2 separate regions of the Homo sapiens genome follow, and region 1 is linked to region 2. A link is an interaction called in ENCODE POLR2A ChIA-PET data of the cell type or tissue named here. Cell type or tissue: K562. All regions are shown on one strand. Links, peaks and the distances in the headings refer to the core of each region. The heading gives the core; the rest is flanking DNA. Region 1 has its middle 13 kb from the start of SCRT2. Region 2 has its middle 15 kb from the start of TRIB3.

Evidence for each region. Peaks named below come from ENCODE experiments on the same cell type or tissue, not always from the same donor. Only the 100,000 strongest peaks of a DNase experiment are listed, where the experiment ranks them.
Region 1: POLR2A ChIA-PET joins it to region 2 with 6 read pairs; 1 of 35 experiments calls an interaction of 5 or more read pairs at or near these places.

What each region holds. Positions count from the first base shown.
Region 1 is chr20:681,143-696,176 of GRCh38, reverse strand. No RefSeq gene overlaps it. Among named protein-coding and RNA genes, the nearest start is that of SCRT2, 13 kb to the right of the region's middle. RefSeq lists enhancers at 6,478-7,056, 7,057-7,637 and a silencer at 10,878-11,172. In K562, for the core only: a CTCF peak has its summit at 7,191; a DNase peak (open chromatin) is centred at 7,135.
Region 2 is chr20:358,607-373,640 of GRCh38, reverse strand. No RefSeq gene overlaps it. Among named protein-coding and RNA genes, the nearest start is that of TRIB3, 15 kb to the left of the region's middle. RefSeq lists enhancers at 8,059-8,658, 10,122-10,416. In K562, for the core only: no CTCF peak of the experiment used is centred there; a DNase peak (open chromatin) is centred at 8,550.

The sequences.
Region 1 (15,034 bases), core at 5,333-9,332, 320 kb before region 2:
AATATATATACATGTGCATCATAGAAACATGGGGATGGCTTTGGGTTGGAAAGGATTCCTGAAGCAAGAAACAGAAAGGACAAACCATAAAGGCATATATTAATAAATTAGTTACATTACAACCGATACCGTTCATCAAAGTTCACCATTTTTTAAAAGTGGAAAGACAAGTCACAAGCTAGAAGATGTCCGTAACAATTTAACTGACAAAGATTAGCACCCAAATATATAAAGAACCCCTACAATTCAATAAGACAAGGACAAACAATCAAAAAGAAAAATGGACTAAAGATTTGGACAGACATAGAGAAGCGAAAACATGAATAGCCAACAAACATTTGAAAAGATGCTCAACCTCTGAGTAATTAGAGAAATCCAAATTAAAAGCTCATTTCCTGTCTACTCAATTGGCAAAACTTAAAAAGCTAGACAAGTCCAAATGTGATCAATTATGTGGAACAAGGACTCCTTGACACTGGTGATAAGGGAGTCAGTTGTACAACCACTCTGGAGAACAATTGGGCATTATTTTGCACTTATTCCCAGCAATCCCTTCCTGGAGACATTCTAGAAAAACATATCAGGAGGTATGTACAACAATGTTTAGACTGGCAGGATTGAGCCCTTCCTCGGGCACCTAATAAATTCTTCTTTCTTCTTTACTGCCTTCTTTGCACTTCTGGGTGGTGTCACTCAACCCTGTCAGGTAGTCACTGGGCAAGCCAGATTCCATGGGCAGAAGTGGGCATCATCTTTGTGAAAGTAGTGACCCTCCCAGGGAGCCTGGGAGAGGCCAAGACTGCCCAGTGTGTTAGGAAAAGAGGTGGCAGGGTTGTGGGCATGTCTAGTTAATAAATGACAGTTCATCCAAATAACAGACTGCTCTGCTGCTGTACAAAAGAATGGGCAGCTCCACATGAGCCAATAGGAAACATCTCCAAGATGTACTGCCAAGAAAAAAGAAAAAAAGCAGGCAGAACAGCCACCATTGTGAAAAGGGGAGGAGTCAGGTGTATATATACATGTTCATTAGCATGTGCACAAAATACCTTTGAGTACAGGAAACGCCTCAGTGGGGAGAGGGTGCGTGGCTGGGGGTCAGAGGTGGGAGAGAGACTTGCTTTTCAGGGCATCTCCTTTTGTTCCTTTTTATTTGTACATTGCACATGATACTACGAAAAAATAAATACAATAATGTTAAAATGGAAACAAAATGCAGTCACATCACATAGAACGCATATGTAACTATTAGGAGACTTGGGCGTTGCTCATGACCCATTGACACAATGCTACTTGGTAGGCACTTCACTAAGTCTTTCAAGTTTGGAAAGTTTTAAAATATTTTTCCAGCCAGCTTTTTTAGATTTCAGACTTCTCCATGGATCCTTGACGAGCCCATGGCTTCTTGGCATTGTGCCTACTGGGCCAAATGCACAGAGCAGAACTTATCACCTATGCCCAGCAGCCCACTGGTTCTCCAAGGGCTACTCTTCAACACGCATTCCATTGACTTCCATCATCGACTGGGTCCCACCCCAGGGGTGCTTTTTAGTGCAAGTGAATCCATGGAGGAACTCGCATGACCCTCCCCTTCCTCAGGAACCAAAATTGCACAAGGTGACTTTCAGGCCTTCAGCCTCCCATCAGGCTAGGTGGTATATATGTGTCTCTCCACCTGTGATACTCTGCTGTCTCTCCTCCCTGCACCCCCTTGTTCACTGTGCTCCAGCCACACTGGCTTTCTTGTTTCTCAACCCCGGCAACTATGATAGGCAGATTCTAAGATGGCCTCCAGGATTTCAGCCCAGTCCTCCCCATCCTGTGTACATGTCCTGTAAAATACCCTGCGCTGTGAATATGGTGGCGTTTACTCTTGTGATCAGCTTATGTTATTTGGCATAAATGGCCTTAAGATACGGAAAATCTCTGGGTATGCTTGATACGGTTTGGATGTGTGTCTTCTGAAATCTCACGTTGAAATGTGATTCCCAGTGTCGGAGGTGGGCCTGGCGGGAGGTATTGGATCACCGGGGCGGATTCCTCATGAATGGTTTACCACCATCCCCTTGGTAATAAGTGAGTTCTCACCCGGTTAGTTCACAGATCTGCTTGTTCAAAAGAGTCTGGGGCCAGGCGCCATGTCTCATGCCTGAATTCCCAGCACTTTGGGAGGCCAAGGTGGGCAGATTGCCTGAGTTCAGGAGTTCGAGACCAGCCTGAGCAACATGGCAAAACTCCATCTCTAACAAAAATGCAAAAAAATTAGCTGGGCATGGTGGCGTGCACCTGTAGTCCCAGCTGCTCAGGAGGCTGAGGCATGGGAGTCACTTGAACCCGAGAGGTGGAGGTTGCAGTGAGCCGAGATCATGCCACTGCACTCCAGCCTGGGCAACAGAGCAAGACTCTGTCTCAAAAAACAAAAATAAAAAATAAAAGAATCTGGCACCCTCCCCTTCTCTCTCTTGCTCTGGCTCTCACCATGTGACACCACTTGCTCTCCCTTCACCTTCTACCATGATTAGAAGCTTCCCGAGGCCTCACCAGAAGCAGATGCTAGAGCTATGCTGGTACAGCCTGCAGAGCCATGAGCCAATTAAACCACTTTTCTTTATAAATCACCCAGCCTCAGGTATTTCTTTATAGCAATGCAAAAGTGAACTAACACAGTACCTGATCTAATCCTAAGAGCCCTTTTAAAGCAGTGAGTTTTTCCCGGTTGGTCACAGAAGAGGAAGTCAAAGACATGAAGCATAAGGAGGATTCAAAACACCATTGCTCACTTGAAGATGGAGGGGCCACACATCAAGGAATGCAGGTGGCTTCTAGCCAACAAAAAAATCGTCTGTTACGGTCAGTCCCACAACCGCAAGACGCTGAACATTGCGAACAACAAGAATGAACTTGGGGGCAACCCATTTTCGCCAGGACCCCTCTCTCTGCAACAGAGAGAGCTTTTCTCTTTCTTTTGCCTATTAAACTTCTGCTCTTAACCTCACTCTGGTGTGTCCGAGTCCTAGTTTTCTGTGGCCATGAGACAACGAACCTTGGGTATTACCTCAGTTGAACAACACCACTTCATTGTGGGGGCCTGCCTGGGATCCGACGTAGATTCATTGAAAGAGTGAGTATAGGCACAGACCCCAGCTCTTTCATTTTAAGGACTCTGTCCTCCATTTTCTCAGGGAACAGGCTTGCCGGGGAGAACTTAGCCAATCCTTCAGTGCCCTCAGGGTGCTGGGAATGTTGGCTTTGTTTCCAACTGGTCTCCTTTCATGGAGAGCTTAGCCATCATGTGGGGCTGGAAGAAGTTCAGAGGCAACTGAGAGTTCCTGGCCAGGGCAACACCCTGGCATTACCTGAAGACTTCTGGACTAACCCCAGCTTCCAACAGCCCGATGGGTGACAGCAACAGGATCTCCAAGATTTTTCTATCGAAAAATTTCCTCCTTTCCTCTCTGCAACTGCACAAAAAAAAAAAGAAAAAGAAAAAAAAGAAAAGAAAAGAATGAAATTGGAAGTGGATTTTTTCCCCAGAGCCTTCACATAAGAACTAAGCCCAACCTACACCTTGGTTTCTACCTTGTAATATCCTGAGCAAAGAACTCAGTTGCTCTGTGCCAGACGATGACTTACAGAACTGTGAGCTAAATGGCTGTTGTTTGAAGCCACTAAGTTGGTGATGATTTGTTACATAGCAATAGACACTAATACACAGGCCAAGCTGGTCCCACTCTGGGCCTTTTCTCAGATGGGTCCCTCGGCCTTTGAGACTCTCCCCAAGTATCCATGGAGCTACTCCCTCCCTCCCACTAGGTCTCTGCTCAAAGGTCCTCCCCTAGAGAGGCCTGCCTGGACCATACCATCTAGAATAGCACCACCCCCTCATTTTCTGTTCCTCTGCCCACTTGATTTTTCTATATATCACTTATCATTACTTGACATCATATGGTTTCAGTTTCATGTAAATAACTTTATTGTAAAATAATGTTAAACCTACAGAAGAGTTGCAAACATTGTACAAAGAATTCTCATATATTGTTTACCCAGAATCCCCAAATATTGACATTTAAACATATTTGCTTTATCATTCTCTCTTAGAGATTTATATATAGAGAGATTTTCTTTGAATTGTTTGAGAGTAAATTGTCAATTTGATTCCCTGTTATCCTGGAATACTTTAGTGTACATTTCCTAAAAGCAAGTATATTCTCCTACATAACCACAATAAAATCATCAAAATCAGGAAATTGACATTGATATATTACTACCATCCAATCTTCAGAGCCCAGTCAAATATTGTCCATTGTCTCAATAATAATGTCCTTTATAATAAACAAAAAGATCCATCCAGAATTACTCATTGTATTTCATTGTCTTATCTCTTTAGTCTCCTCTAATCTGTGACGGTCCCTCAGTTTTTCTTTGCCTTTCATTACCTTGATACTTACCCAGGTTACAGGCCAGTTGTTTTGTAGAAGGTTCCTCAAATTGGGTTTATGTGACGGCTCCTCGTGATTAGATTTCAGTTTTGCATCTCTGGCAGGAACATCACAGAAGTGATTTTTCACTCTTCCCTGTGCATCCCATCAGGAGCCTCATGTCAGTTTGTCCAGTAACAGTGATGCAGCCTTTGATCACTCGACTAAGATAGTCTCTGCCATGTTTCTTCGCTATAAAGTCACTCTCCTTCCTTTTGCAGGTATTGTATCTTGTGGAAAGACTCTTTAAGACTATGTAAATATCCTACTCCTCAACAAATTTTCACACAATGGCTTTAGTTTTAGCATCTAGTAATGCTTCTTGTTTGAATCAATTATTACCATACTAGTTGCATCCTTCCTTCCACACCTATTATTGGGCATTCTAGTGTAAGAAAGAGCTTTCTCTTTCTGCACATGTGTGTATGTATGTATGTGTGTATGTAATACGTGTATGTGTCTGTATATCAGGACTATTTATATTTCATGGCTTATAATCTGTTACTGTCATTATTTTGATACTCAAGTTGTCCCAGATTTGGCCATTGGGAGTCCCTTTAAGTTGGCACCTTGGTCTTTTGACATGTCCTCAGCATTACTTGAGCACTTGCCTATCATATGGCACAGCTAGATGTTTCATGTACCATGGTACCAGGCACAGGGCACTTTTCCTGCTCCAGCCCTCAAATCTACTATTTTCCCAAGCCCCAGTTCCTTTCAGTGGAGAATAGTATTTAAAACCCAAGATCTAGGTGTTAGGTGTATTCGTGGCTACATGGTGTATTGATTATTGCTGTCTTTTTGGACAGAACTGGGAAATGCACATATGCATCACACACACACACACACACACACACACACACACACACACACACACACTTGCATGCATGCTTATGTAACTATATATATCAAAAGCTATGAGTTTACACTGATTCCTCTAACTCCAATCTAACACCACAGGGTTCTTTCTAGCCTTTCCTGTTTTCATACTTGTAATTCCCTTCTCTGATGCTGAGCAACCTGGCTCTCATTATCCTTGATATATGAACCTGTTTGTTCAATCCCCAGGCACACTGAGCCACCACCTCACTCAGCTGCCTTTGTTGCTTAGTCCCAAATCTCAACAGCTACCTCCAACAAATGCTGAGGAAGGAAAGGAGGAAAGAGGAAGCTGAATATTTATTTTCTCTTTTTTGAACTAGTAATACATTCACTTCATACAAAAATAAAAGTTATAGAAAAGTATACAGTGAAACTCTCCCCTTCCTGTCTCTCATTCCAACCCTACTCCTCTCCTTGGGTAACAACTATTATTAGTTTCATATATACACAAGCTAATAGAAATACATTTTTCAAATTGTCTCCTCTTTTACAGAAACTATCCTTCACATTCCTTTTCTTATTTGTCAAAACATCTTAGGGAGCTTTCTATATCAGTACATAAGAAATGGTCTCACCAGTGACGAGTTTAAGACCAGCCTGGTCAACATAGTGAGATCCCATCTCTAAAAAAAGTAAATAAAAATAAACAGAAATAGAAATGGTCTCACCCTTTTTAATGGCTATATAATATTCCATACTTCAGTCAGCCCATGTGTAACAGGCATTTAGATCATTACTAAGATTTTGCTATGCCAAACAAAATTGCAATAAATAACCATGAATGCATTCATTCCACATGTATGCAAACATGTCTATAGAATAAGTTTTCAGAAGTGGGATTGCTGGTATGACCTTTTATGCTTATGTGTTTCACGATTAATGGTCTGTCTCCCCTCTTAGAATGTCATCTCCAAGAGGAAAGGGACTCTGTTCTAGTCACTGCTGCTTTCCCAGGAACCATTAGAACATGGTAGGCACTCAATAAACATTTATCCACTGAATGAGTGAATGACTAATGCACTCTGATTCTGGACTTCACCATGTCAAGCATTTCGTAGCCCCTGTGCATCAGGCGCTACGAACCATTCTCCAAACACCCCCGGGAAGTAGGAATTGTTTGACAGCCCCATTTGACAGATGAGAGTCCTGAGGCTCAGAGAAGGACCACAACTAGGCTGATGTCACACAGCTAGCCAAAGCCACACCACAGTTTCCACCAGGTGAGTCAGGCCCTGGAGTCTGCTGCCACGAACCACTGTGCCTGTGCCACATACACAGGTCAGTCTCCCAGCCCCGCATGGATCCCTCCTCTCACCCACCAGCTTTCCTGGTCCCATCTACTGCCCCCTGCCCTGGCCTCATCCCCAGCTGAAGACACTTACACTTGCCCCTACCCTGAGCCAACACAGGACAGGACGAAGGAGAGGAGCTGTCATTTCCATACAGCTGTCCCTGGGAGCCAGGCCCTGCCCAAGCCCCCCCATTTTCCCTGAAAAGGCTGAATTGTCTTGGCCGTTTGGGGGGCACCTCTCAGCACAGGCCGGGCTGCCTGGGCAGGGTTTGGCTAGGCTATTATCCTACATTATCTCACTCCCCTGCTCCTGAAAAGAACCAGTGACTGCTCACCGCCCTCAGCCCTCCCCTGCCTGCTCCATCTTTTACACTTAATTACCTCACTCACTACCCCGCAGCCTGCAGAGGCCGGACCACAACTGGGGCGTGAGTAATCCCCGCATCGCACACCCAGCCAGCCGGCCAGCAAGCAGCAAATTGCTCACACGGCCCATAAATAAAGGAACAGGGCGTGCTTGGGCCTTCGGAGCAGAAGGCCCCTTGTGGTGGCTGCCGTGAGGGGCAGGTATCGGCCCCAGCTTCCCAGTTGGCCTTTGCCAGCCCTGGTGAGATGTCTCCACCTCCTCCACCCCAGAGGTGACCTTGAACTTCCCCAGGCCACTGAAGTCACAGCTCAATGCCACTGAGACAGATGGGGCAGCAAGCGCCAGCACCCCTTCCCCCCCACGACCAGGGTACCGCCAAGCATGACTTCCAGGGGCCTGCCTGACCCCCCCAGCCATCTCCCCGCTTCTCTCCTCCCCTCCCCATCCCCGCCATGGAATACTTTGTAAGCCCTGTGTCCTCTTTCTTTCCTAGCTTCGTTACTCATGCTGTTTCTGCTCCCTGAACACTTTTTCTCAGCACTCAGGGGTCTGGTTACTTCCTACTCATCTGAGAGGCCACTTCCTCTGGGAAGCCTTCCCTGATCCCTCTGGGCTGGGTTGGGGGCCTCAGGTACTTCCCCCATCAAAGCATCAAGCCTTTCCATTGTCACTGTCTGCTTTTCTCTTTTGAGGGAAGGACTGAGCCTTACGCATCTGCCTTTTGCCTATAGCACCCAGCCCAGGTCCTGGCACGTCACCAGGCTATTGACTAGGCGCTAAACAAATGTGAGTAAGTAAATGAGTACTTAGCAAATAACTTATCATTTCCAAGTCACAGTGCATGTAAATTATATTTCAAGATATGCGGAACGTCTGTAATGTCATTTTAAAAAATCTGTGATTTCTATTGGTGACAAAGTCACAGGTCCTGCTAATACCACTGTGGTCTGTTGCCTGCATTCATAATTGAAGGAATGATAAGTTTCAGATAGAGGTTAATGAAATTAAAGATGTAATACTTTCCCTATCCAAGTTAATGACAGACCAACTAAATTCTTTCCATGGACCCCAGGTTAGGACTTGTGATAGGGAATGACATTACTTCACTTTACACAGCTTGGCAGACATCGTTAATCAATTGCAGCAGTCTTTCTCAGTGAGCCCAAACTCAGTTACAGCATCTATCTCAGCACCATGTTCCAGGCTACGGACCAGTCAAGATTGGGCTCTTGAGCTGTAATCGACTTGGCATTCCTGGGAAGTGAGAGAGGGGCAATACTATTATAAGCGTGAAATTAAGGGAGAAGGGCAGTAAAGTGAGGTTTTGCAACAATATGTGGGTAGAGGACCATGAAAACAAAACGCTTGCTAGTAGCTTGATATATGCCACCCAGGGAAACAAAACAAGCTTATTAAATGTCTGGTCATGTAATTAGAAGTCCGGTATCTACGGTAAGGGAGGTGACAGTTTCATTCTGCTCAGCTCCATTCACCTATTTCTGGAGTTTTGTGCTCAGTTCTGGATCCTGTATATTCAGAAGAACACTGACAGACTGGAAAATGGTTCGGGGAAGCAACCAGGATGGGGAGATGTGTGGAAACTGTATCCTGTGCCACTGATTTGTTGACACCATGGACATGCATTGAGCCTTTCCTCTGAGCCGCTCTGTGCTAGGATCTGGGGACACAAAAATGAACAACCCAGGCCCCTGCCCTCAAAGTGAGGACAGTGGAAAGAACTTGGTATGTGCATATCCCCAAGGGGCCATCTGGGCCAGAAGGATGGAGTCTGTGCACAGAGAGCTGAACATGAGAAAAATAGTACCAGTGGAGTTTCCAGACAATGGCGTGAGCTGCTAAATCATCCAGGACCCATGGCTGCAGACGTGCCTGAAGGATCTCCAGGAGGGTCAGAAGGCTTACAGGCTTCATATCCAGAAAAGAAAAAAGCCCTCAAATCAGACCAAAGCCCTGGCCTGAGGGAGACTTCACTGCTGACACCACGGGTCCCCAAGACAGAGCTCGTGCTGCTGACACCAACGCTGGATGCTGACACCAGGACTTTAGTCCTTGCTACCTCTGGACACTCAATGTAGCAACCACCACACCCTCAACAGAATGGCACGAGGCTAATCTGGGTCACTTGACTGCCCCCTGGCCAAGACGGGGCTGGGAAGGCCAGCAATGATACCATGAGTGGGAGGTGAGGTCTCAGAAGCAAGGAGTTGGAGGGTGCTGGACGGCCAAAAGGAAGGTCACCTGCCCACTCCAGCCACCAAGGACTAGGTGAATCTGGTCAGCCCAGCTCTGAGCCCAGCATTTTACATGGACCATCTCTGTTAATCAACTCAGCTCTCAGAATTGTAAGCTATGCTTTTCAATCCCCATTTTACAGATGAGAAAAGTGAAGCTCAGAGAATCTAGGTCATGTGCCCCGTTCTTTTAACTGCTCCAGGAAGGTAAGTTCGCGGGGGCAGGGGAGTCATTTATCCACACTGAAGTTGATCTAGCCAACTGGGCTCTAGGCACCACCAGTCCTGGGATCTCCTGGATTCCACCCTGAATCTGCCACAGCAATGCTAAAGCAGATTTCCTGAGGCTTCACCCAGCACTTGCTGCATTCTGGACTCTACACAAAAGTCACCTCCTCAGAGAGGTCTTCCTTGACTACCCTATCTAAAATGGCTCTCGCTCCACCTCTCTTTTTTTTTTTTTTTTTGAGATGGAGTCTATCTCTGTCGCCCAGGCTGGAGTGCAGTGGCGCGATCTCGGCTCACTGCAAGCTCCGCCTCCCGGGTTCACGCCATTCTCCTGCCTCAGCCTCCCGAGTAGCTGAGATTACAGGCGCCTGCTACCACGCCCGGCTGATTTTTTGTATTTTTAGTAGAGACGGGGTTTCACCGTGTTAGCCAGGATGGTCTCAATCTCCTGACCTCGTGATCCGCCCGCCTCGGCCTCCCAAAGTGCTGGGATTACAGGCGTGAGCCACCGCGCCCGGCCTCCACCTCTCTCTGTCTTTGCCCATTTCCCTGCCTGGTGCTTTCTATGACAGGACATTGGCATATCTACCTACTCTTGGCTCAGCAGGATGTAAGCCACATGAGAGCAGGTCTCTGTCTTGTTCATTGCTGTGTCCCCAGCTCTTAGCACAGTGTCTGGCACATGGCAGGTCACAATAAGTATCTGCAGATTTATAGCTGTGAGCCCCTGGGCAATTTTTTTCTTTCTTTTTCTTTGTTGTTGTTGTTTGTTTGTTGTTTGTTTGTTTCTTGAGACAGAGTCTTACTCTGTCACCCAGGATGGAATGCAGTGGCCCGATCTTGGCTCCCTCTTACCTCTGCCTCCCGGTTCAAATGATTCTCATGCCTCAGCCTCAGTAGCTGGGATTACAGGTGCATGCCAGCATGCCTGGCTATTATTATTATTATTATTATTATTATTATTATTATTATTATTATTATTTGTATTTGTATTTGTAGCAGAGATGGGGTTTCGCCATGTTGGCCAGGCTGGCCTTGAACTCCTGGCCTCAAATGATCCACCCACCTCAGCCTCCCAAAGTGTTGGGACTATAGGCGTGAGCCATCGCGCCCAGCTGCTTGGGCAATTTCTTCACCTCGATGTTACCCACTGTCCCCCTTTTTATAAAAGGGGATAATCATGTCATATGCCTCCAAAAGTAGTTGTGAGGGTTCTGTAAGTTCATGTAGTATCACAGCCAAGCAGGCCTTTTCATGAGCACCTGTTGTGTACCAGGCCTATAATGGGGCACCTGTATGGGGTCCCCGCCCTTGAAGAGTTCACCATCTGGATAGGGTTCCAGAAGAATTTCATTGCAGGATCTTGACAGAGCCACAGGAGTCAGAGAGAGGAGAGGCTCCTTGGGGCTGAAAGGCCCAAGAGGTCACTGTAAGAGGATAGCCTCAGAATTAACAATGGCCAATATTATTGAGCACTGGCTGTGTGCAAACACCTCACTCATCTTCCATCTGCCCTTCAAGATAAGCCATTAGTATCAACATCCTCATGTAACAGTTGAAGAAACTGAGATAAAAAGAGGATGGGAAACTTCCCCAGGCTGGGTAACTTGTTGGTAAGCAGCCGAAGTGAACCCAGATCATCCACGCTTTCAACTCTTGTGCTCCCCCTCCCCCTCTGCAGCTAGGTGAGATGGGAGGCTAGGAAGATGAGCACTAGGGGCATGTGGACATTCTGACTCCTTAGCAACCTGTCCACTGGCAAAGTCTGCGGTCAAGCACAGGTCAATATTGACAGCCCCCTGCCTCCATGCACCTGGGCCACCTCCTGGCTTTCTCTAGAAGCTGATGAGTCCCAGCTGGTATATGAGCAGAGGCAGGGAGCAGGAGGCAGAGCCGGGGCTGCTGAGAGGGGTTGATTCCTCTGTGCCAGGAGTCCTGGGAGCCTGGAAATGCCAACTCTGCAGCTCCATTGCCACCTCAGCATCTCCCAGGCATGGTTCTGAGCTCGGCTGGTGGGGAAGAGAGGGAGGCAAGAGAGGCCACCTTGGAGTGAGGAAGCCCATCCTGACTTGGCAGGGAGCCTGAATGTTCCAGGGAAAGCATTTCCCTGTCCCATGCCTCAGGTTCCACAACTGTCAAATGGGGGTGGGGAGGAGACAATGCTGTTATCTCAAAGGCCCTTCAAGTAGAGCTCCCACTTACCAAGGGCTGACTATACATGAAGCCCCCTACAGCCCTACTTAGCAGGTGCTCCCACTGGCCTCTGTTTACAGAGATGAAATAGAGCTGCAAAGAGGCAAAGTAACTTGCCCAGGGCCAACCAGCTTGAAGAGGCAGAGCCAGGATTAAAATTTGGCTCAGCCAGGTACAGTGGCTCACATCTATAATCCCAGCACTTTAGGAGGCCGAGGCGTGAGGATCACTTGAGGCCAAGAGTTTGAGACCAGTCTGGGAAGTATAGCAAAATCCCATCTCTACAAAGAGTTTAAAAATTAGCCAGGGCATGGTGGCATGCACCTGTAGTCCCAGCTGCTCAGGAGGCTGAGGGAGGAGGATCACTTGACCCCAGGAGTTCAAGGCTGCCATAAGCCATGATCACAACACTGCACTACAGCCTGGATGAGAGCAAGACCCTACCTCTACAAAATAAAAATAAAAAATAAAACTTGGCTCAGGGTGACCCAGGCCCAAACGCTGAGTTATCCCACTTGCTTGAATGGTGGGCTCTTGTCTAGGGGCTTTTGGCCAGCCCACCGCTAAACCATGCCAGAGGCCCACCCCAAATACCCTGACCCCGCAGGCAGCCTGGTGATCAGACTCCTGATAGCCAATTCCTTCTTCCAGAGGTTTCAGAGACCTGCTTAAGATGGGACCTTGTCAGGGACAGGAGTTAGAATGTTTAGGGATGTCTCCAACTTTGAAAGAAAGACTTTTTTTCTTTTCTTTCTTTCTTTTTTTTTTTTTTTTAAGACAGAGTCTCACTCCATCACCTAGGCTGGAGTGCAGTGGCGCAGTCTTGGCTCACTGCAACCTCCTCCTCCCAGGTTCAAGCGATTCTCATGCCTCAGCCTCCTGAGTAGCTGGGATCACAGGCACGCCCCATCATGCCCAGCTGATTTTTGTATTTTTAGTAGAGACAGGGTTTCACCATGTTGGCCAGTCTGGTCTCGAACTCCTGAACTCAGGTGATCCACCCGCCTCGGCCCCCCAGAGTGTTGGGATTACAGGCGTGAGCCACCGGACCTGGCCTGAAAGAAAGACATTTTAATGGAGGAATACCAATGTCTGTAACAGTCAAGATAGAAATCTAATTATCACCCAAAACAGAGGGATATCTTGACGGTTGACACGTCAACCTGGCTCTGGTCAAAGGGGACCAAGGTGACTGCGGGTCGCAAGAAGGTTTTTCACTCATTAGTTTATTCATTCAATTGATGTATTTACTGAGCACTTACTATTTACCCGGCTCTGGGTAGACGATGGAGGTGCGGCAATGAATGGAGCAGATCCGGAATCCCACTCAAGGAGCTGTCAGCCCTGGCAGGGGGAAGGGGAGGGACATTCTTTGGAGGGCCCTCACCTACCCACCCTAGCATTGGTATCTTTTGCCCTCTTAGAGGGAAGGACTCATGGTTTAAGATCAGGACTTTGTAGCCAGGCAGCCTGGTTTAAATACTGACACCACTGATTCCTAGCTGGGTCTCCTTGGGCAAGTCACCTTGCATCTGTGAGCCTTGGTTTCCTCATCTGTAAAATGGGGATAGCCATGGGCCACACTCACAGGTTGTTATGATGGTTAAGTGAGGCAATCTATGTAAAGGGCTGGACTTGGCTCCTAGCACATAATAAGTGCTCAATAAATGTCAACTAGCTCCTTTCCACTACATATCACCCCTATCCTGGGCTAGATCCTGGGGTCAGGCAAGGGAGCGATGGGAGGAGGGGTTACCTAGGCAAGGAAGGGGGTGGAAGAGTGCTCTGGGCAGTGGGAACAATATATGCAAAGGCTTTGAGGTGGAAGTCTTTGAGGGAGCAAGGTAGAAGCTTCAGGGGGAGCTGGGACCCTGCTATGCCCCCAGCCACCACAGTAGGCCCCTTCCTGTTAAGGCTGTGAGGTCCTGAGCCAATGAAAAATGAAAATGGAAATGGTCCCAGAAATTGCCACCAAGGCATTTGCAGCTGGAGAGGAGGCAGTGTGGTGGAGTGGTCAGAGCAGAGCCTCCAAGCAGCTTGCCTGGGTTGGATTTGTGGCTTATCACCTACTGGCTGTGAAACCTTGGGCAACTTACTTAACCTCTTTGTGCTCAGTTTCTCCCTCTATAAAATGGGGCTAAAAATACCATCTGTCTCAAAAGGCGAGGGTAAGGATTAACTAAGGTAATATTTGTAAAGTGCATAGATCAGTAACTGGCACATGGCCCAGAGTTCTGTAAGTGTCTATTAAATGAATAAAGAAAAACATGTGGCAGCCTTAGGGAGGTGCCACTCAGATCTTCTCTGGACTACAGTCACTGAGAGCCTCCAGCTGCAACACCTTTGCAATCTGCCATAGTTGTCAGCACAGCCACTCTTCCAGGACAGGCCGGCTGATGACTGAGCATGGTGGGAAACTAGGGTCTGCCCTTCTGTCGAGCACGGGACTCCTCTACAGGAAATCTTTGCACAGGAGCTCCCTGTTGGGTTGGCTAGGACTTCCTTAGACCTGCACCATGGCCTGAGGCTCCTCTTCCCCAATCTTTCTTTATTCCACCTCTCCTTTCACAGTATCAGACCTGCATCCCTCTCTGAAGGCTCTCCTCCATTTCTCACGGTGTTTTCTCAATAAATCTCTTACACTTACACCTCCATTTTCACATCTGCTTCCCGGAGGACCAAAGTGACACAAAAGAAAACACAGCCTTCCTCAAATTTCAGAGGACCTGCCACATGCCCTTGGGCAAGTCATCTCTGTGATGAGCCTGAATGAACAGAGCTGTGAGTTTGTTTCATCCTGCTCCTACCCTCTTTTCTTTGGCTCAGAGGAGGTGGGTCTGATAAAATACACTGGAGAAATGGCAGAGTAAGTGAAGCTTACCGGAGAGAGAGCCCCATCAGCGTGGAGCGGATGCATTTGTGGCTACTCTCCTCCTTGGAATTCATACAGAATTCCATTACCGGGTCTGGACAGCAGCTCAGGGACCATCTTGTCCCATTCCCATTTGACAGACAAGAAAGCTGGGGCCCAAAGGGGAGGGCAAAGGGAGCAGAAGCAGGGCTGGAACTGGGCTCCTGACTCCCAGGTCAGTGCTCCTTCCTGACCCCATAGAGTGAAGCCAGTGAATCATAGGATGCCCCAACCCCTCTTTATGGATGTGCAGGGTGAGGCCCAGGGTGGCTCTGCCAGCCACCTAGGGTCACACAGCCCTGAGACTCACACCTAGACCCTGGGAACTGCCCTTCTTCCTGATGGGCAGGGCACAGTTGAAATATGGAAGATGCCAGAGCAGACGAGGTAGGCCAGAGAGGGCTAAGCCTGCAGCCAGCTAGACCTATTATG
Region 2 (15,034 bases), core at 6,223-10,222:
CTGCTATTTTTATCCCTGGAGACAGATGAGGAAACCAGGGCTCAGAGCAGTGACATCACTAGTTTAAGGAGGGAGGAGACAGTGGGATTCAGAGCCAGCTGGCCTGGCTCAAAATCCGTGTGGTCTCTTGTCCACTGTCTTGGACAAAGTCACTTAGCTACTCAGACCCACAGCCCTATCTATAAAGTGGGATTGATGACAGTGTTTTCCTGTAGGGTTATTGAACTGCTTATTGTCATTGGGATTTCCCTCCCTCCCTTCCTTCCTTCCTTCCCTCTTTTCTTTTCTTTTCTTTTGAGAGAAGATCTCACTCTGTTGCCCAGGCTGCAGTGCAGTAGGGTGATCATGACTCACTGTAGCCTCAACCTCCCAGGCTCAAGCGATACTCCCGCCTCAGCTTCCTGAGTAGCTGGGACTATGGGCATGCACCACCATGCCTGGCCTGGGAACTGTTATTGGATTAAATGGAGGGTTAAATGGGCTAATACAGGTTAAGTTCACGCTTAGGAGAGTTCCCAGCACATGGTAAGCACTGGAGGGTGAGTGGCTATTATTATTTCCAAGGCCCCAGGGCTGCTGCACCTCCTTCCCCAGCAAACACACCCAGTGAGAGCTGAGGATAAAGGGGGAGGTGGGGACACACTTCCTGAGAGTGGCCCATGTGGAGCCTAAGCTGTGCCTTCCAGTGCTTCCTCATGTCAGCCTCACCACAGCCCTGTGAGCTAAGGATGCATTTACGCCCACTTTGCAAGTGAGCAAATCCAGTGTCAAAGAGTGAAAGTAACCTGCCCAGCGTTACACAGCTAGCCAGTGTGGCTTTTTGAGACGGAGTCTCACTCTCACCTAGGAGTGCGGTGGCATGATCTCAGCCCACTGCAACCTCCGCCTCCCGGGTTCAAGCGATTCTCACGCTTCTGCCTCCTGAGTAGCTGGGATTACAGGCGTGTGCCACCACGCCTGGCTAGTTTTTGTATTTTTAGTAGAGATGGGGTTTTACCATGTTGGCCAGGCTGGTCTCAAACTCCTGACCACAAGTGATCTGCCTGCCTCAGCCTCCCAAAGTGTTGGGATTACAGTCATGAGCCACCGTGCCTGGCCTGGGATTTAAACCCAGGTCTGCGTGGTTCCAAAGTCCACGTCATTCCACCATTTCAGGAGCCTCAACAGGATTGACGGGAGGTTCCTGGGGAAGTCCCGTGTCCTCCTCAAGGGTGAAGGGTTCTCTCTTTCTGTGTAGTGGAAATAGCTAGATCATAGCCATGGGCTGAAGACAGCTGGTCTGGTTCTGACCTTGCCTCTGACCTTGGGCAGCTACAGGTCTCTCCCTGGGCTTAGGCACATAATTGCTGCTTTGTATGTATAAGGGGTTAGGATCTCCAAACTTCCAGGGATCCTGATTCTCTTTCTCGCCTCTCAGCTGGAGGATGAGGGAGCCCCAGATCTGCCAGCTCCCAGTGCTGGACGCATTGCTGAGTCACCTGACCTTCCTTCCTTCCTGCCTGCCTTCCTGCCTTCCTTTTGCCTGCAGGTCCTGAAGCCATCAAAGGCCAGAGAAGGAAGGGGATTATATGTTCAGTCTGGATAACTGCCCAGGCCTTGCCTTTCTGAGAAAAGCTTGGGGGGTGGGGGTGGAATGCTGAAGCACTCAGCCAGTTGCATCAGAAAACCTTGCGCAAGGCGCCCTCCTGGGTCCAGCACTGAGCCCTGTCCCATAGTCCCCACCCCTACCCTGTCCCCTGAGGTGCCAGAATGAGGACTGTTCAGCCTTGCGAGGGACACTGAGCAAGGCCAGGCTGTCAGGGAGTGATGGAGGAAGTTGAGGGATGAAGGAAGGCTTTGGGGCCAGTGCTGAGAGGGCTTAGGCCGCCTGGGTGAAGGAACTTGAGCTGGAAGTTGCTCCTCAGGACATTTAGATCCAACTCATCCACCTGGCTTCTCTCCCAAAGAAGAGGAGACAAGGCCAGTGCCCTGGACACTAACTGACCCAGATCCTTGACTGTGGTCCTAGGGTGAACCCTATTGCCTGACTTTGCACTTCAACTGCACTCTGGCCTGAAACCTTGAACATGGTCTGACCTGTGATCACTAAGCCCTGGGCCGTAGCCACAGCTAACGCCGACCCAGGTCCCAAACTGAACGGTGTCTTGGTCACTTTTTCCCCACATGATCCATAAACTGAATTTGAATTCTAGCTCCTGATTGAGTTATAACCCTGGAGATAGATTTAGCTCTAATCCATCATGTGTGACCCCAGGCCCCAGATAAACCCCAACTGTAGCCCCAGATACCCTAGCCATAGATTCTCTCTCTGGTCTCAACAGGGCAGTGCTCAGGCACAGGAATCAAGAGCTTGGCACCTGCTCCCCTCCCCTCTGGGCTGCTCCCCATACCCCCCCAGGTCGAGGAAGGCTGAGGGGCTGGACTGAACATGGGACAGCCCCCTGACCAGCCTGACTGTGACTCAGCAGGGTGGGAGCTGGAGGTAGAGTCAGGCAGGACCACTGGGGATAGGCCAGGCAGGTGCTGAGTCAGGGCAGGGAGAGAGGGACAGTCTCTGAGTGCAGAGCTGGTCTGGGATGTGGGATGGTACATGTGGTCCGACAGGCCCTTTAAGGTAAAGCAGCTCCAGTCCTGAAGCCAGGCCCTTTAAGGCAAATAACCCCGATCCTATCCATCTCCATCTACCCATTTATTGTCCATTTTTCCATCACTTATCCATATTATTCTCTCCCAGAGCATCCTGTTCTTTTCCACCAGAACACTTAACTATAATTGGAATTATGTATGTATTTGTTATTTGTTTAGTGTCTGCCTCACCCACTGAACTACAGGCTCCCTTAGGACAGGCACCTTGCCTGTGTGGCTCACCAGTGTCTCTAGCACCTCATACAGTGCCTGGCACACGGCAAGTGGTCAGTAAATAGTAGTTGAAGAGATTAAATCCCTCCACCCATCTATTCATTCCTTTTCCATCTATGAATTATTATTTTATAATGCATCCCCACCATCTAGCCATTCGAATTTCTCGCTGTTCTTTCATCTACCCTCCATCCGACAAGCATCCATCCATCCACCTACATAGCTTTCCCATATCAATCCATGCTATTTATAGAATCATCCGTTTCTTCAACAAATATTTACTGAGTACCTACTACTTGCCAGGCAACATTCCAAAGGCTAGGGATACTACAGTGAAAATAACAGACAAAAGTGGCGCTTACATTCCATTAGAAGGAAAAGTGCAGCCAGGCACAGCGGCTCACACCCGCAATCCCAGTACTTCGGGAGGCTGAGGCGGGAGGATCACTTGAGCCTAGGAGTTTTAGACTAGCTTAGGCAACATGGTGAAACCTCATCTCTACAAAAAAGTACAACAACTAGCCAGGCATGGTGGTGAGTGCCTGTAGTCCCAGCTACTCAGGAGGCAGAGGAGGGAGGATGGCCTGAGCCAGGTAGGCCAAGATTTCAGTGAGCTGAGATCATGCTGCTGCACTCCAGACTGGGCAACAGAGTGAGACCCTGTCTCAAAAAAAAAAAGAAAGAAACATGCAAGAAATAATTACCATAATAAGTACATTGTAGCACATGTTAGGGGGTGACGAATGCAAGGGAAAAAAAGAGTAAGTACAGAGATGAGGAGTGTTGGGTGGGCAGGCAGTGGCTGTATTGAGTGGAGTGTTCAGTGGATGCCCTGAGACTATCCGAAGGGCAAATTCTTCAGGAAGAGGAACAGCTCATGCAAAAGCTCCAAAAGGAAGCTGACTAGCTGACTGGTGTGCCATCGGAGAAGGTCAATGTGGCTGGAGTGCAGCCAGTGACAGGGAGGCGGTGGGAGATGAGGTCAGAGAGGTAAAGGGGGTTCAGATAATCTGGAGCTTTGGAGGCCTTTGAAAGGACGCTGAGGAGTCATGGGGAGGCAGGGGAGGGTTTAAGGAGAGGAGGGAAGTGATCTCACTTACCTTTTTTTTTTTTTTTTTTTTTTTGAGATGGAGTCTCGCTCCTGTCATGCAGGCTGGAGTGCAGTGGCGCGATCTTGGCTCACTGCAACCTCCACCTCCTGGGTTCCAGTGATTCTTCTTCCTTAGCCTCCTGAGTAGCTGGGACTACAGGCGTGCATCACCTTGCCCGGCTAATTTTTGTATTTTTAGTAGAGATGGGGTTTCATCATGTTGGCCAGGCTGGTCTCGAACTCCTGACCTCAGGTGATTCACCCGCCTCAGCCTCCCAAAGTGCTAAGATTACAGGGTGAGCCACCATGCCCAGCCATTTTTTTTCTTTTTTTTAAGTACAGACAGGGTTTTGCCACATTGCCCAGGTGGGTCTCAAACTCCTACACCCAAGTGATCCTCCTTCCTCGGCCTCCTCAAGCGCTAGGATTACAGGCATGAGCTACCATGCCCAGCCTTGACTTACTTTTAAAATAAAATCATTTAGGGATCTGTACTTGGAATAGACTGAATGAGGCAAGGACAGGAAGACAAGGGAGCAGGTGTTGCAATAATTCTCTTAAACTCCAGTGGCTCAGAGCAGGGCAGTGGCCATGCTAGAGGTGAGCTGTGACTGGATTCTGGGTATATTTTAAAGGTGGAGCCAACAGGATTGCTGATGGTCTAGATGTGGAGTTTGAGGGAAAAGGAGGTGTCAAGGTGCTTCCAAGGTTTCTTGGCCTGAACGGTGACAGGTATGGAACTGCCATCAAATGACATGGAGCGAGGTGTTTGGGGGAAGCCCAGGTTCAGCTTTGGTTCTGTGGAGTCTGTCATGTCTTTTGACATCCTCAAAGAGACATCAGGTAGGTATTTGAATGTATGGGCTGGAGTTCAGGGGAGAGGTCTGGGCTGAGGATACAGTGTTGGGAGTCATAGACGTGAGACTGGATGAGAGCTCCAGGGACCAAGTCCTCACTGCTCCAACAGGAATGGGAGAAGCAGGGAGCCTGAGAAGGAGGAAAACCAGCAGAGAGTGGAGGCCTGGCCACCAAGTGAAAAGAAGTACATCAAAGAGCAGGGAGTGGTCAGCTGTGTCAAACTGTTGATCAGTTAAGAAGATGAAGAATGGGCCGGGTGCGGTGGCTCACACCTGTAATCCCAGCACTTTTGGAGGCCAAGGTGGGCGGATCACGAGGTCAAGAGATTGAGACCATCCTGGCCAACATGGTGAAATGCCGTCTCAACTAAAAATACAAAAATTAGCTGGGTTTGGTGGCTTGTGCCTGTAGTCCCAACTACTCGGGAGGCTGAGGCAGGAGAATCGCTTGAACCCAGGAGGCAGAGGTTGCAGTGGGCCAAGATCGTGCCACTGTATTCCAGCCTGGGTGACAGAGCAAGACTCTGTCTCAAAAAAAAAAAAAAAAAAAGATGAAGAATGAGAACTGAACACATTGGATTTAGCAATGTGTTGAAATTGACAAGAGCAGTTTCAACTAGGGAAGTGACAGGTAGAAGCATGATTAAATGGACTTAAGAGACAAGAGGGCCAGGTGTGGTGGCTCACACCTGCAGTCCCAGCACTTTGGGAGGCTGAGGTGGATGGATCACTTGAGCCTGGGAGTTCAAAACCAGCCTGGGCAACATGGCAAAACCCAGTCTCTACAAAAAATACAAAAATTAGCCAGGCATGGTAGTGCACACCTGTAGTCCCAGCTACTCAGGAGGCTGAGGTGGGAAGATCGTTTGAGCCCAGGAGGTTGAGGCTGCAGTGAGCCATGATCACGCCACTGCACTCCAGCTTGGGTGAGAGAGCAGATCCTGTCTCAGAGGGAGAGAGAGAGAGAAGACTAATTAAAAACAGCGAGGATAGACAATTTTCTCAAAGCCCTTTTCTGCAAAGGGGAGAAAAAATAGGGTGGTAGCTGTGGGGAGGGCTTAGGATTGAGTGAAGGCGGTTGTCTTAAAGACCCACCCATGAATCTATTCGATCCCATGGGCCGTGTACCTGACCCTCCTTACCGCGCATCTGACCCACCGTCTGTTCCTCATCCGTAAGCTGAGTCTGTTCAGAACTCCTATAGGGTACCAACTCCCATGCCAGACCCTGGGGTGGGCATGGAGGGCAAGAAATGGATGAACCCAAACTCTGGCCTGGAGTAGGTAACTCAGTTTAAGTGAACTGAATGAATCACAGAGCAAGAAGACACTGTGCCTGCCCTCCTGCCCCTCCAGCAGGAGAGACAGAATGTCAGTGCTGGGGAGAACTGTCTAGTACAAGTCAGGGGTGGGAGTGTCTTGCCTGAGGTCACACTTAGGGTCAGTGATGGAACCAGGACTCACACATAGGCCTGCTCTCTTGGGAGACAGATTGTCTCTTCCAGGGAGAGTTCCATGGGGACAGAACTTAGCTGAGGGCAAGGAGTGTGTAGGAGGATGGCACTTTTGAGCAGACAGTTGTGGTTTTGTTTGTTTGTTTGTTTTGTTTTTTTGTTTGTTTTTGGAGACGGAGTTTTGCTTCTGTTGCCCAGGCTGGAGTGCAATGGTGCGATCTTGGCTCACTGCAACCTCCGTCTTCCGGGTTCAAGCGATTCTTCTGCCTCAGCCTGCTGAGTAGCTGGGATTACAAGCATGCGCCACCTCTCCCGGCTAATTATTTTGTATTTTTAGTAGAGCCGGGGTTTCTCCATGTTGGTCAGGCTGGTCTCTAACTCTCGACCTCAGGTGATCCACCAGCCTTGGCCTCCCAAAGTGCTGGGATTATAGGCGTGGGCCACCGCACCCGGGGAGCAGATTTTTAGATATTTTATTTTATTCAATATTAATTATTAATTGTATTATATTAATTATATTAATATTTTATTTAAATATTTTAGCTCAAAATTCAAAGGCACAGAAGAGTAATACTTGAGAAGTCTCCCTCCCACTCCTATCCCCAGCTCCTAGTTCATCTTCCTGGGGTCAAGCCATTTTCTCGTGTTTCCTTCAAGACATAAAATATGAGGATTTATTGTCACTTTTTTACACAGATGGGAGCACACTCCATGTCCTTCAGATTGCCTTTTTCCTTCCTATTTAACAATTTATCTTGGGGACTCTTCCGTGTCAGTCCAGAAAGACCTGCCTGGTCAGTTTTTACAGCTTGGTCCTATTCCATGGTTAGGAATGTACTGGTTTATTTAAACCATCCCTTGTCAATGAACAGTTAATTATTTCCAGTCTTTTGCTATAACAAAAAATGCTGCAGTGTTCATACATGGGGGTGTGGAGAGAAGTTCTGAGCTAATTTCCTAGAAGTAGAATTTTTCTTTCTTTCTTTCTTTCTTTTTTGAGACAGAGTTTCGCTCTTGTTGCCCAGGCTGGAGTGCAATGGTGCGATCTCAGCTCACTGCAACCTTGGCCTGGGAGGCAGGGATCACAGGCGTGAGCCACCGCGCCCTGCCCAGAAGCAGAATTTCTAAGTCAAAAGTTTGTGCATTTGCACTTTTAAGAGAGATCTCTGGCTCCTCCTCTATAGAGATTGTTATCAATCTACCTCCTGCCAGCAAAGCATGTGAGTACCTGCTTCCCAGAACTACAACACCAGGTGTTCTCAAAATTTTTGATTTTTACCGAACTGATTTAGAAAAATGTAATCCCAGCCTCCTTTGGGAGGCTGAGGTGGGTGGATCACCTGAGGTTAGGAGTTCGAGACCAGCTTGCCCAACATGGCGAAACCCCATCTCTACTAAAAATACAAAAAAATTAGCTGGGTGTGATGGCGAGCACCTGTAATCCCAGCTACTCGGGAGACTGAGGCAGGAGAATTGCTTGAACCTGGGAGGCGGAGGTTGCAGTGAGCTGAGATCGCTCCACTGCACTCCAGCCTGGGCGACAAGAACTAAACTCCATCTCAAAAAAAAAAAAAAAAAAAAAAGAAAGTATCTTCCTGCAGATTTCATAGGTATTTCTCTTATTCTTTCCACATTTTACAGCCACAAAGGCAGATGTGGAAGGGGAGCTCTCTCACAGTTGGCACCACCCAGGCTGCCCTGGTGGGCAATGAGTGTCCCATCTCTGAGGTGAACCAGGGGAGGTGAGAGGAAGCAAGGCATGTCGGCTGAGTAGGGGCTGTGGTGAGTGTGGAGGCCCTGTGCTTCTGAGAACCGTCTCCACTCCCTCTGCTTCTCTGTTCTCGGTGCTCCCTCACTTCCCCAGAGGGGATGTGCCCATGGGCTCTCACATCTCTATCATCTCCCCCCATCTCCGCACCCCCACAGGCCACCCGAGTTCCCCGTCACCTCCTTATTAAGCCATTTTTCTCTTCCTGCCATTTAATCTTTCTTTGGCCCAGAACTTCTGGAAGGCTGGGCAAAGGTGACATCTGGCCCTTCTACTTGGCCCCACAAGACACTAGAGAAAAATGTTAGTGTCTTAGACTATCATGGCTGGTCCGGCCCTTAGTTGTGTGTCAGCATGCAGAGTGTGTGTGTGCATGCATGTGCATGTGTGCCAGCGTGCACACATTGTTGTGTATGGCAGGGATGCATGTCTCTGAGGCAGCCTGGAGTGAAGGACAAAATGCCTGGGTTCTGAAACCAGAACAGACCTGCAAGGCTTGCTGAGTCATCCAGGACAGACCTGCCAGGTTTGCTGAATCATCCTCCAGCTATGGTCCCTTTCTCCTAGTCCTCGAACCTACCAAGTTCTTCCTGCCCCAGGGCCTTTGCCCTTGCTATGCCATCTGCCTGGAACTTTTCCTGTATCTTTCCAGGCTCTTCCTTCTTCTTCAGGTCTCAGATCAAATATTTGCTCCTCAGAGAGGCCCTCCCTGATCACTCATCAAGCATCATGCCCCACCTAATCCCTGCAGTTTGTCTCTAATCCATAACTCTTCCTTATTTTATTTGTAGCACTTGTCAAGGTTTGAAATTATCCCATTTATGTATTAAATTATCTTTTTTTTTTTTTTGAGGCTGAATCTCGCTCTGTCGCCCAGGCTGGAGTGCAGTGGCTCGATCTCTGCTCACTACAACCTCCACCTTCTAGGTTCAAGTCATTCTTGTGCCTCAGCCTCCCGAGTAGCTGGGATTACAGATGCCTACCTCCACACTTGGCTAATTTTTGTATTTTTTCAGTAGAGACAGGGGTTTCACCATGTTGACCAGGCTGGTCTCAAACTCCTGACCTCAAGTGATCTGCCTGCCTCGGCTTACCAAAGTGCTGGGATTACAGGCGTGAGCCACTGTGCCCCGCCAAACTGTCTTTTGTCTGTCTCTTCTTCCCCATCAGAATGTAAGAACCTTGAGGGCAGAGATGCTGCATCTGCAGGTCTAGCACAGAGCCCAGCACCTACCAGGTGTTCAGTGAATGTTTGTCAAATGAATGAAGGAATGTAAAGTGTTCAGCACAATGCCTGACACAATAAAAAATCAAAATTGCTGGCTCTTGTTGTTATATAAATGTTAGTGACTATTATTGCTATTTATGAGGACTACATGTCACTCAGCAATTCTTAGAGCAGGTAGTTATTTGAGTCCTGTGTAATGGAGTATCATAGGAGAAACGGGGATATAAGACTCAGTGGGTACTGTTGAGGAATAGACAATATAGCTGGGAAGGCAGGAACTCAGGAAAAATAATCATGATGTGTTGAGCTGATCATGCATTGAGTTATTCTAACAAGACTGGAAGTGAGTATAATTACCCTACTTTTAGATTAGAAACTGAGGCTCAGAGAGGGTGATACGCCTAAGGTCACCCAGTGTGTCTCGAAAGCACTTAGCTCAGTGTCTGTGGAAACTCAGTGGCCAATGTGTCATCTGCACGTCTGTCTGGACCGCCCTGGGGCATCTCCAGCCCTTGCGTGTACCTGGGCACACTCCATGCACATGGACACAGGGCGGTGGGCTTTGGGTGCCTGTGCTTCTCACAACTCTGAGGCTCCTGGTGGAGAGGTCCATGCTGAGGAGCACTAGGGGTCTGAGAGGTCTTTACCCCTGGGGTACAGGGTCTGGGCTGAGGATGCCTTTGTCCTGTGACTGGAAGAAGCAGCTTTTGCGTGGGCGTCAGGCATAACATGGGGCAGGCCCAGCTGGCACACAACAGGGGCAGGGGAGGCCTGGGAGGGTGAAGAATCAGGATGCACTGTGCTCTTGAGGACACCACACCTGCATTGGCCAACACCTGGCTGTGTCGGCGCACACATGTGTACACACGGACACACACAGGCACACAAGTATACACACACATCTCTCACAGTCTCTTGCTCCCCTAGGCATGCTGACAACCCCTGCTCACACTGGCTGAGTCACTCTGCATGTCAAGGGCCCTCCCAGTTCCCCAGCCTGACTGGTGTCATTCAAGCTTTTAGCGTTGCAATGACCGGGCTGTGTCCATCCTGCTCACCAGACATCCACAGAGACCCGTCCAGGGCCAGCACAGAGTGAGCACTCAGATTTGTGTAAAAAATAAATTCACAGCTCAGCACGGTGGCTCACACCTGTAATCTCAGCACTGCAGAGGCTGAGGCAGGCAGATCGCTTGAGCCCAGGAGTTTGAGACCAGCCTGGCCGACATAGCGAAACCCCATCTCTACAGAAAATACAAAAATTAGCGGGATGTGGCGGCATGCGCCTGTAGTCCCAGCTATGCTGGGGGCTGAGGTGGGAGAATCCCTTGAGCCTGAGAGGTAGAGGTTGCAGTGAGCTGAGACTGCACTCCAGCCTGGGCAACAGAGCAAGACCCTGTCTCAAAATAAATAAATAAATAAATAAATAAATTCACTCCCTCCCCCATTCCATTCTTCACTTATTTACTTACCCCTTCCTTCCTTCACTCACTCGCTCATTCATTCATTCATTGAGTCAATGGCTCACTTACTCCCTCATTCCTGGCCTCCAGGATGGAAGCAAAGCTGCAGCCCTGCCTCCCCACAAACTCCTCCCCTCACACAGCCTATATCTGCTGAGTGCCCATCAGATGCCAAGTCCTGACAGCTCTTCCCCTGCCACACCTGGTCCATGGACCCTGCCCAGGTGCACACCCTGGTGGACATCCTGTTTATCTCCCTTCTCCCTGCCCTGACCACGTGTCCCGGGCCGGATGCTTATGAAATCCTGTCAGTTCTTCCATCACAGGGGCCCTGCTGGCCTGATGCCCAGAGCTTGGTTTTGAGCCATGTGCTCTGGGACATGGCAAGGCTGGGATTGGAAGCTCACAGCCCTGGTGACACCAAGCCAAGCTGAGACTCAGAGCAAGGCCAGGGTTGCCGGTCCCATCCATGCACATCCATGGAGCACACCTGTGAATGGACTCAACATGAGAATGTGGGCCAGACAAGGCCATGCCATGTCCAAGGTCACAGGGAATGTCAATGAGGGAATCCAGCCATAGCACATCTCTTCACTCATGGATGCATCTGCACAGTGGTGGAGGGAGACACCGTTGCCTAATATTATAGGGCCAGGGTTTGAATCTCAGCCATTTGACTTTGGGCAAGCCACTTCACTTCTCTGAGCTTTATCTTTTTTACTTTTTTTTTTTTTTTTCTTTGAGACAGAGTTTCATTCTGTCACCCAGGCTGGAGTGCAATGGCGTGATCTTGGCTCACTGCAACCTCCACCTCCTGGGTTCAAGCGATTCTCCTGCCTCAGCCTCCTGAGTAGCTGGGATTACAGGTGCATGCCACCACACTCAGCTAATTTTTGTATTATTTTTAGTAGAGACAAGGTTTTACCATGTTGGCCAGGCTGGTCTCCTGAGCTCAGGTGATCCACCTGCCTTGGCCTCCCAAAGCGCTGAGATTACAGGCGTGAGCCACAGCTCCCGGCTGCTTTATCTTTCCTTACATACAGTAGGTGCTCAGTAAATGTAGCTGCTAAAAAATTCAGTAGCAGAGTGAGTGCAAATGCAGCGTGTCAGTGTCTGCAGACCTCCTCGTCATCATTTACATGCCCGCTGATGTGCATCCAGGCATGTAATGTGCTATTCAAGAACTTGGGTGGGTCCCTCCATTTACATTTCACTGCATGTGTCTGTGAGGTCTTCAGAGCTGATTTTTTTTTTTCTCAAAATGCACATCATTCCTGGTGTGGTGTTGTGGAGGATTTTCTGAGCGCTCGTCATAGACAGGAATTGGTGTGTATCTGAATAGACATGGGTGTGCTTGCCTGTGTCTGTGTGGACCTGTGTGAGGGGTTATGAGTATGACCTCCAACCTTATCAGGTTAGTTCATTGGTAGAATCTGTGTGGTCATTTCTGCATCCGGGGCATTCTGGACCTGGATTACTTGGGTTCAAATTTCAGCTCCACTAGCTATGCCATCTCGGACAGGACGCTTAAACACTCCATACTGTTTGCTTTTCTGTGAATTGGAGATAATGGTAACCACCTTATGGTGGTATGAGGACTGCAAGACCTAATGTATGTGATGGACTGAGTACAGAGCCTGGCATGGACAAGCGCTTGTCTCTCACTGCCCCCGTGACTGCCCCGTGATAGGATATTACTTTGTTATTCTATTACAGTACTTACCCAGGTATATTGCCATTTGCTGTCCACAGGACTGTCCTTTCCACTAGACTGTGAGTCCCTATAGGACAGGACCCTGTCTGAGCCATCCATCATTATAGATTATGTGTTGCCTGCTAGTTCTGAACCTCAGACTTCTCTCTTTCATAATAACAGCTGGCATTTAGGGAGCATGTCTACGTGCCAGGTGCTGTGTTAAGTGCATTAAGCTTCATACAATCTCAAGGGATTGGTATCCTTGTTGCTCCTATTTTGGAGATGAAAAAAACTCCTGACACTCAGAACGGTTAAGAAACTCAGGTTCACACAGTGGCTTGAACACTGGCAGACAGATTCACTCTCAGCCTGCACTAGATATAAGTTGTGGGAGGAGATTGTGGGGGCAGGAATGTTGCTGAACAGAAGGAATGCCTGCCTTTCGGACTGCTCCAGCAGGCTCTCTCTCACTCCACCCCCATTAATCCCTCCCCCATCTATATGAATATCACTGTTTTTGGCCGGGTGCGGTGGCACATGCCTGTAATCCCAGCACTTTGGGAGGCCAAGGTGGGAGGATCACCTGAGGTCAGGAGTTTGAGACTAGCCTGACCAACATGGAGAAGCCCTGTGTCTACTAAAAGTACAAAATTAGCCGGGGGGCGTGGTGACACATGCCTGTAATCCCAGCTACTCGGGAGGCTGAGGCAGGAGAATCGCTCGAACCTGGGAGGCGGAGATTGCGGTGAGCCAAGATCGCGCATTGCACTCCAGCCTGGGCAATAAGAGCGAAACTCTGTCTTAGAAAAAAAAAAATCACTGTTCTGTCTCTTACCCTGGGGCATCTCAGCCCCCTGCCCTAGCACAGTGCTCCCAGGGACCAGGCAGTGGCCCCAGATCAATCCTTCTTTGGTCCAGTTGTGGGTGAGTTAGAAGGGCTTCTCTGAGCTAACCTAGTCCCCTGGGCCAGTAGGGATGGGGAGGGCATGCCAGACTCAGCACGAGGGCGGGAGCCTCCAGGGTGGTGTGGGGGTTGGGTGCTCAGACTCTTGGATAGAAGAGGGGTGGAGCAGAAGGTAGACCCCACTGGTCAGCCTCCTCTCCTTCCCAGATCTTCCCACCTCAGAGAGGAGAGGGAATGGTCCTTTCTTAGGTCCTTTTTGGGGTGTGTTAAACCAGATCCCTGTTATTCCATCTTGACCACAGTAATTTTTTTTTTTTTTTTTTTGAGACGGAGTCTCGCTCTGTGGCCCAGGCGGGAGTGCAGTGGCGCAATCTCGGCTCACTGCAAGCTCCGCCTCCCGGGTTCACGCCATTCTCCTGCCTCAGCTACTCGAGCAGCTGGAATTACAGACACATGCCACCACGCCCAGCTAATTTTTGCATTTTTAGTAGAGACAGGGTTTCACCATGTTGGCCAGGCTGATCTCAAACTCCTGACCTCAAGTAATCTGCCCTTCTTGGCCTCCCAAAGTGCTGGGATTACAAGCGTGAGCCACTGTGCCCGGCCAGCAATCGTATTTTTTGCTATTTTGAAATAATTGTAGATTTATTGAAGAGTTACATGGACAGTACAGGGAGATCCTGTGTATCCTTCAGCCACGTCTCCTTAGTCTCCTCCAACCTGAGACCGTTTCTTGTCCTTTCCTTGTCTTTCGTGACCTGGACACATTTGAAGAGTGCTGGTCAGATCTTTTGTAGAATGGGTCTTCTCATGATTAGGCTGACGTTACGGATTTGGGGGAAGAATGCCACTCAGGCCAAGTGCCCTTCTCACCACATCATTTCAGAGGCTGTGATATCAACAAGACTTTTGACTGGTGGTGCCAGCCTTCATTTGGTTAAGGTGGTGTCTGCCAGATTTTTCCACTGTGAAGTCACTGTTTTTGCCTTTCCACATTCTACTTGTTAGAAGCAAGTTGCTGAGTCCAGCCCACACTCAAGAGGAGAAAAATTAAGCTCCATTTCCTAGATGGCAGAGCATCAAAGAACATGTATGCATATGTTAAAACCACCATACTAATTAATACATATTTGGGGATAGATACTTTGAGGCTATGCAAATATTTTGTTTCAAGCCTGGTGGGGTGGTATGTGCCTGTAGTAGCAGCTACTGGGGAGCATGAGGTGGGAGGATCCCATTGAGCCTAGGAGTTCCAGACCAGCCTGGACAATGTAGTAAGATCCCGTTTCTAAAAAAAAAACCTTGTTTCTCCTTAAAGTTTCACCCACTCATTTTATTGTTCATTGGTAGATGTTGCCTGCAGCAATTATTATTCCGGTGTTCTAATGATGATTTTTCAATTTCTCTCAATCCTTCTACATTTACTAATTGGAATTCTTCTGTAAGAAGACTTGTCCTGGCTGGGCACGGTGGCTCACACCTCTAATCCCAGCACTTTGGGAGGCCGAGGCCAGGAGTTGGGAGTTCAAGACCAGCCTGACCAACATGGAGAAACCCCGTCTCTACCTAAAATACAAAATTAGCCAGGTGTGGTGGCGCATGACTATAATCCCAGCCACTCGGGAGGCTGAAGCAGAATTGCTTGAACCCAGGAGGCGGAGGTTGCCGTGAGCCGAGATCACACCATTGCACTCCAGCCTGGGCAACAAGAGTGAA